Linked DNA regions of Homo sapiens: region 2 is linked to region 1. Evidence: chromatin contacts called from ENCODE Hi-C or POLR2A ChIA-PET data. All regions are on one chromosome and are shown on one strand. The core of a region is the stretch at or near the end of the contact, and the rest is flanking DNA. Distances in the headings are between cores, read along the strand shown.

Region 1 (3,900 bases), core at 600-3,099:
TTTCCTTGCCATGCCTTGCTGTGACTACAAGAGGTTTTGGGCTTTCTTCAGGTAGCAAAACAAAAGCTGAAAGCAAAATGAATGGTGGAGGCAGTGGGCATCTGTATATGCCAAATGAGTAAGAAAATAAACATAACCCACTCCCAATATTTTTTTACAAGCCATGAGGCCTGTAGTTTCTGTACCCCTGGAAATGTCTCATCCCCAGATGACTGGATCCTAGAGAAGGCATTCATTCATATATCCCTAGCATTCCCAGTGGCTTTGTAGGAGTTAGATTGAATGATATTAGACCCAGAAAGTGCAGAGTAAGATTATTCATGTTATAGATGAGGGAACTGAGACTCCAAGAGATTAGTACAATCTCACAAGCTCACAGCAAATTATTGGCCAAGCCTGGACCAGAACTCAGGTGTCCTGACTCCTACCATAATCTATGCCACACATGAGATACCCTCATTAAGAGAAGGAAGGCAGACTATCCAGCTATAGCTGGTCCAATTCAGGAAGGGGACTCTGGTCACATAAAAGTCTTAAAAGTTTTTCTTGGTGATTTTAATGTCATTTTGGTAAATCTCTGGATTAAGGTAATAGTACAACCCCTATATCCACTAATCAGCACCAGCAGCCACATGGTACTCTACGGATTTTATACAGAAAGGCAGGACAGCCTGCCAGGAAGACTGCCAACCTGGTGATTGGATGGTGTTCCAGTCCCAGTTCTAGTGCTGTAAGAGTTTGGACAGAGAAGAGAGCCAAAAAAGGAAAATGTCAGGACCAAGTTCAAGAGACCCCTCATAACAAAAGACCACAACAAAACTCCTTGGTGAGGCCTTCAAGCACCCTTCTCCAATGGCCAGTTTAAAGACCAGGACCCCAAACTTAAGTTCAGCTATCCAGTCAATGGGATAATGTTGTTGCTGTTGGCTCTGGAACATATCTCTGTGCCTCAGTTTCTTCATGAATGAAATGATTTACTGTGAAATGATATTGAGGTTATTGTGAAAATCAAAAGTTAAAGTGAAAGCTATTGTTAAATTATATCTAAGTTTAAGATAGCACACTTTTTAAAATCAACATTACCTCTATTATCATACTGTATATTTTCCCTTAAAACTGAAAGCATGGGGGTGTTTCATCTTATAGGCAGAAAACCAGAGGATCAAGAGGTCGCAGTGGGGCCAAGAGTGTTTCAGTCTTCCTAGATCAGCCACACTGCCATCAAGGTCTGGAGGGCACCTGAGGCACCAAGGGTCCCAAATGCATTGAAGCTCAGAATCAGAAGAAACACGAATACTCTGTATTGTCTTGAGCAGTATTTCACAGAGCAGCATCCATGACCTCCTGTTTCAGAGTCAACCAGGACAATTGTTGCAAACACAGATCCAGGAACTCTCTGAAAGACTGGGGATGGGGCCCCGGATTCCATATTTCTAATCATTCCCCCCAGATGACCGATGCAAGCTAACATTTTAGAATCTGCTTTGCCTCATATCTGATCGCCCTTTTATGTAGAGACTCTACACTGGAAGACTGAATCCATAGCGTGTCTTTATCCAGAGAGCTTCCCTCCAGGCAACATTCTTTCAGCAACTTGTAAGACACCACAAGCCATCAGAATGGGCTGAATGGAGAAGGATATCACTGATGGCATTTTGGATTTCAGAAGGGGGAAGGGTCCAACTCCCATTTCCCAAAGAAAGACTGCTTCAACAAATGACTGAGTGAGAGGTTAGTAATGTAGCCATGACCACAACTATGTTCCACCCAGACAGATGCTGCCCCTGTGCATGACTTACGCCCCAGTCATGGCTTTGCCTTTTGCAGGGTCTCTGGCCTGCATTCTTCCAAGACCAGATCACTTTCCCTGATCCTGTATTTGAGGGTTAACAAGATATTTATGAACAATGCCCATAAAACACTGCCTTGGGAGTACAGAAACTCTTGGCTTCAGGGTCAGCTTAGCTGCACCTGCTAGTTTAAGTCCCAGTGCCTCGGTTTCTTTAGAAACAAAACAGACACTCTCTGGCTGTCCTGTCTGAAAGGAGTGGCCAGGATAAAGAGGCAGGATTTGCAGAAAGTTAAGTGGTGCAGGGGAGAAATCTCAACCCACATCAGATGCCCTTGTGCGAATTATGCAATCTGGGATTTAGGTGAAAATCAACATGCATTCTGCCTGCCGAGGCACTCCCAGAGAATAGAACTGACAGGGAGCCAGCTGCCCCTTCTAAACTGACACAAGAACTTCCAGCATTTCAGCACTTGGACTTGCACGCTCTACTCCCTCAGCACAGCCCCATGTCCCTGCACAGTCAGTACCTTTAGTCTGGGGTGGCCACTGCCAACACTATACAGCAGGAGAGCATGGGGGAAGGAAGTGGCTTCAGCAATCACTGTTGGGACACACCAGATTTTGTATGCTGCCACCTAGGTGTTGGGGGCAAGCCCCTTCTCCTGCCTTCTGCACTTCCCTCTCAGGCGGTCCTGGGAGATTTCTTCATTTGATGTTTACTCTTTGCAAAGCAGTCTTGAAATTGTTGGCAGTTTAAAAAGAGAACAGAGAGAGTACATTCAAGAGTGATCTCTCTCTACTCAAAATCCTTAAAAATCTGAACTCTTTAGTAAGGCCTCTAAATATTTGCATTCTCCAATGTCTATTTTTAAAAGAACAATCTGAATCTTAAATAGATGTCTCAGCTTAATGGAAAGACTCCAATATGACTAACTATAGCTGGAAAAGTTATCAAGATAAAATGAAGACACTGATTTCAGTTTCCCTGGATTGTCTTTGAAAAACCTATGGGTAGACAATCCAGGTCTACCTTCAGGAGTCATTCAAACATCAGCAGAAGGCAAACCAAACTGAGAGGACTAGGGGCTTAGTCTAGAACTGCTGGCAAATTCATTGTAGTGAGGTCAAATTTATGTTACAGTGGAGTGATTTATGTATATTTTATTGGCCCTTTGCATAACCATAATAACTGTCTCTTGCTGAGCATTTACTGTGTCTCGGCCATTGGTTAAGTTTTTTTTTTTTAGATGAATTATCTCATTTAACCTGGACAACAGCCCCCAAGAGTTAAATATTCGTATCTCAGCTTTATAGATGGGGACTGTGTTGGTCAGCTCAGGCTGCCATGACAAAATACCACAGACTGGGGGGCTTAAACAACAGAAATTAATTTCCTCACAGTTCTGGAGACTAGAAATCCAAGATCAAGGTATCAGCAGGTCTGGTTTCTCCTGAGGCCTCTCTCCTTGGCTTGCAGACGGCCACGTTCCTACCGTGTCTTTACGTGTTCTTTCCTCTATGTGCATACCCACACCTGGTGTCTTTTCTTGTGTCCAAATTTCCTCTTCTTATAAAGACACCGGTCAGATTAGATGAGGGGCCACTAACAGTCTCATTTTAACAAAATCACCTCTTTAAAGGCTCTGTCTCCAAATATAGTCACATTCTAAGGTATTGGGGTTAGGGCTTCAATATGTAAAATTGAAGGGGACACAATTCAGCCCTTTACAGGAACACTGAGGCTCAGAGCAGTGGAACAACTTGCCCAAGGTCACACAATACAGGGCAGAGCTGGGATCCCAGCCTAGACCTGTCTCTTTCCCAATCAGTGATCATAGGACACTGACCCCAAGTACAACAGAGTTAACGGAGCATTGGGCCAGTGTCAATGACCTTGGTTATGGTCCCAACTCTACTATTAACTAACAGTGCATCCTGGCACAAGTGGCTGACCCTCAGGGCCCCCATTTTCTCATCTGTAAAACACAGGACTCAGACTAGTTGATCTTCTGCATGCTCTCCATGTCTAACAGTCTCTAATTATAGCTTTGTTCTTTCACATAACTCCACTGCTTTCTCTATATTTCATGATACATGCTTGATCATAG
Region 2 (3,900 bases), core at 367-2,866, 49 kb after region 1:
AACTTAATTACCGTGGTTTTGAAAAGAAACACATATTGGGACTGCCTCTTATTTTTTCTTACAGGACCCAAATGTGAATAATGCCAACAGCTTGCTGTCAGCCCTGAAGTTTCCTCAGATGTCTCATAAACACTGGAATCACTTCACACGTTTCTGAAATGTGACCACCTCTCAGGAGGAGTTGACAACACTGAGTAACCGGAAGGGAGGAACACTTATCCCACTGAAACTGGGATAAAGGTTGCCATGAATGCAAGAGGTGCCTAAATCTCTTGGCATGGGGACTTAATGGGGCCTTATCCCTCCTGCTATATGGTAGCAAAATAAGAAAATAAAAACCAAAGTAATATGCGTTCAATTGCTGTTACTGTTTACTCAATGTCAAAATTAAATTTCAGAATATAAAAGATTATAAGAATTTAAAAAGGAAAACAGTATAATATTCTAGGGGAAAAGGAAAGAGTTATTAGGGGAAGTATTAAATAACTCCCTTTTTTTGCCCCAGAAAAGTACTAGCAGTTTCTTTTGACTCTTACGTGCAGATTAAACCCCCTTTAAAAGAAACTTTTCCCGGGGGACCAGGGGAAGGAAGGGAAAGGTTAAAGGGAATTTATAATATCAATAAAATGTCTATAACACCTCAAAACCTCTTCCAGTATCCCCTCCTACCTTCTACCTATACTGCCAACTGAGGCCAGACCATATCACTCACCAGTAAAACATGCCTGCCTTGAGTCAGGGGAGCTGAGAAACATAGCCACCCGTCACTCAGTTGGGCAACACAACACAACAGTATTTTTAGGAGGGGGAAAATAGCTTTTCACTTCAAACGACTGGAGGAATTTAAGTAGGCCGCATGTAATTACATGAGCTAGACTAGTTATGACACTGACTTTAACACTTCTACTCTTGCAAAAAGTGTCATGGGATCTCTTTACTGGTCATAAGCTCCAAGGGACTTGGTCTCATATGAGACCCACCACCAGTGAGAAAACCCAGCAGTACAGCGCCCCCTGGGCTCCAGACTGAGTCACTGATAAAGTCCACAGGGCCATCCACTAATGATAATCGCTGTAGCATCCATTATTTCTTTCCTAGCTGTCACCTGTTGCAGGTTTGAGATTGTGGCTCTGGGAACACACATCTGCCAGATTAATGAGGTTGTGTGACATACGTGAGAGAAACCACTCTGCCCTAGTAAGCTTTCTACTCATACCCCAGGTAGTTAATTTTATATACAAATTCCTGTGGATCAGTCTAGCACATGGTCATAGAATTTCAGAGAAAGCTGGAAGAGACCCTTCCTCTGGTCGCCACACTTCCCTGATTAAAAGTTAAGTTGTTCAACATCACATTGCCACTCAGTGGTGGAACTGGACAAACCCAGGCCTCCTGATTCCAAGACCAGCACTCTTTCTTGTTCACACTTGGAATAGACTGTTACTCTTGAAAAAACTGCTATAAAGTAATGTATTGGACTCGAACAGGCTTTTCCCTTTTGGGTTGAAAGCTGCATGAAATAACCCTGTCCCTGTGATGAGTCACAGAAGCCACAGAGGTTAGCTGTTACATGACTCGTAGTCCTATCCACATGAATGGGCAATTTTGTAATATATGCCTGAATTCTGAGGGCTTTCTCTGTCTCTAAAGCTATGCAATCAAAACCACATGAGAGTAGAAGAGAGATGCATGATTGAGAGGCATGTTAACGACTTACGGGTGATGATGTAGTCCTGAGTTAGAGTCTCAGCTTGTTTTGCCTTCCGCTGGGTTTTAACCACACATAATTTTGCTCCCCTAACGGGTGTAAAAGCAAATTATTTTCTTTACTTGGTCTTAGAAACAGAAAATTTCATGTTGAAAACATGAGATACTTTCAGGAACATACTCTGTGCATGCACTCCATCTACACAAGTACTTGACTTTCTGAGGGATGGCAACAGATGGGCTCTCAGTGATAAAAGCTTAAACTTATGGAAAAGCAAGTCTGTCAGTCAGTGGTTATTAACAAGCAAGAGGGTTGGAGAGGTAACAGGGCAACAGGACACAAGTTTACAAAACCTATAGGAATAATGTGAAATTTTAAGATCTTAAATAATAAAATTACCCAACCTTTTCACTCTAAAGGTCACAGGGTTAAAATTTTAGTTTATGTCTCAGACTAAAGCAACCTGGGTGGTCTACACCCCAAATGGCATATGTCCACTTTTCAAATACAAGAGTACAAGTGTCTGGAACTGAGTTGGCTTGGCAGTGTTGCCGAGGGGCTATGGCCCAAGAATGTGTGGGATTAACCAAAAATGTGCTTAGAACATTGCACTTCTCCTTAGTAGTACAGAGTTATCCTTTTCAAGAGAAGCAAATACAAATAAGTAAATTTCTTAAAGCAAAGCTTCCACAGAAAGTGCCTTCTAAATGGGTGCTATCAAATGAGGCTCATCATTTTCTCAAGTGAAACAGACTCCCATCCTAAGTACATTAGCATTTTTAATTTCTTTTTTAAAAAACAAATAAAATCCTATTTGTTTTCAAATACCATAAATATACTTTATTGTATAAGGCCAGGATTCCAACTCTAGTCCAGGAAGCTCTGAAGGAAGATGGGGCTGTCTGCTTCTATTCAGAGCAAAATTATGGCCAATGAATATTCATTAATAGAGGCTGGCTTTCCTTTCCTCAAAGGATGTGGGACCTTAAAACAGGTTTATATGGGACCCCAGTAAATTTCACATGTGAATTTTAATGCTAGTTAACCAAGTCTTACTCTAAAGAAAGCTTATCAGTCACTGTACTTTAAGAGAGAGAAACAAAACCATCTTTTCTGGGTGATGACACATATCCATCTTTGTGCCTAAGCAAAACGGAAATAACTGAGGAAATGACTGAACCTCTAGTTACGTTTTCAGACTTTTGAAATACAGTGGTATGCTTAAGTTTGAAACTTGGGTGGGCATGGGGGTGGAGGGGAAACGTATCTGTGCTGTCCCTTTCTGCGGACAGAGAATAATCTTGCCAAACATCCAAACTGCTAGAAGCCAAAAAAGAAAGAAGCAAAATGGACAAGCTGATTCCATTTCCTGTAAGTGGTTAGTTCCCTGCTTTGTTAAATCTCTTACATGTATCACTGCTAATGCCTCTGTCCAGGGTGGTATGCAAAGTGGGCAGAACGTTTTTCCCCCTTGCACTCAACATTTCAGCTAAACAACTGCAAATTCCCAGGAAACTTTCGCTTTGAATTCAGTGTGGATCAAGGGCAATATTCAAATCCTTTTTAAAGCACAATACCAGGAGTTTGAGGCTTTACTTTGTTCCAGCTGCATTTTCTAAATGGGTGGATCTCCATCAAAGTGGGAAATAAATAAAAGCGGGGGTGGGAGGGAAATCCCTCCCCCCAGTTGTTGTCATCCATCTAAAACAGGCAATACTTATGAAATACCTCTGACTCTTGTTGGGGTCGTAATAGACTTTAGCCAATCCATTTCCAGTTCCAACCATGATCTGGTTCAGCTTTGGATGCCACAGGCAGCGAACAACACTCTGCAAAGGAAAAGCGCAGTGGTTGACTAAAGAGGCCAGATAAAAATGGAAACAATCCTGCTGGTACTTTGATGGCTAGTCTACTATATCAAATATCATCCTGATGGTTTACCTCTAACTTTCAGACATTTTCTTTTAAACCATAAAGTTGTGTTCCTGAAGTAAAATTCCATTCCATCACTTATTATCTGGGTGATACTCCATAAAAATAAAAAAGATGTTCTCTTCCTGACATTATCTCCCTTTCTGGACAGCCCTGAAACCACAAAATTAGGTTTCCCAGGTCCATTACCACGTGAGGCTGGCATCATGGAATGCTAAATCCACATAACTCAGTTACACTTACCACTGAAGCGAATTTCA

What was found. Hi-C counts contacts between places; a loop is a spot of excess contacts on that map. ChIA-PET counts read pairs that join two places held with the same protein, here RNA polymerase II (POLR2A). Pooled maps may share reads with other maps.
Region 2: a map of dorsolateral prefrontal cortex shows a loop between it and region 1 (2.7-fold over the local background). The contact joins two enhancer-like sites. A Hi-C loop is called at or near these places in 2 of 168 maps with a recorded cell type or tissue (dorsolateral prefrontal cortex and endothelial cell of hepatic sinusoid), 1 of 37 single-sample maps with no recorded cell type and 8 of 50 pooled maps. POLR2A ChIA-PET finds 5 or more read pairs at or near these places in 1 of 52 experiments (AG04449).

What each region holds. Positions count from the first base shown.
Region 1 is chr5:37,769,765-37,773,664 of GRCh38, reverse strand. No RefSeq gene overlaps it. Among named protein-coding and RNA genes, the nearest start is that of GDNF-AS1, 68 kb to the left of the region's middle. Within about 2 kb of position 1,849, at least 3 of the 41 ENCODE cell types and tissues checked have a DNase peak (open chromatin) inside an H3K27ac peak, as active enhancers do.
Region 2 is chr5:37,720,752-37,724,651 of GRCh38, reverse strand. It overlaps WDR70 (WD repeat domain 70), which reads right to left. Exons shown (of 18, transcript NM_018034.4): 14 at 3,437-3,537; 15 at 1,718-1,797. Among named protein-coding and RNA genes, the nearest start is that of GDNF-AS1, 120 kb to the left of the region's middle. RefSeq lists an enhancer at 1-620. Within about 2 kb of position 1,616, at least 4 of the 41 ENCODE cell types and tissues checked have a DNase peak (open chromatin) inside an H3K27ac peak, as active enhancers do.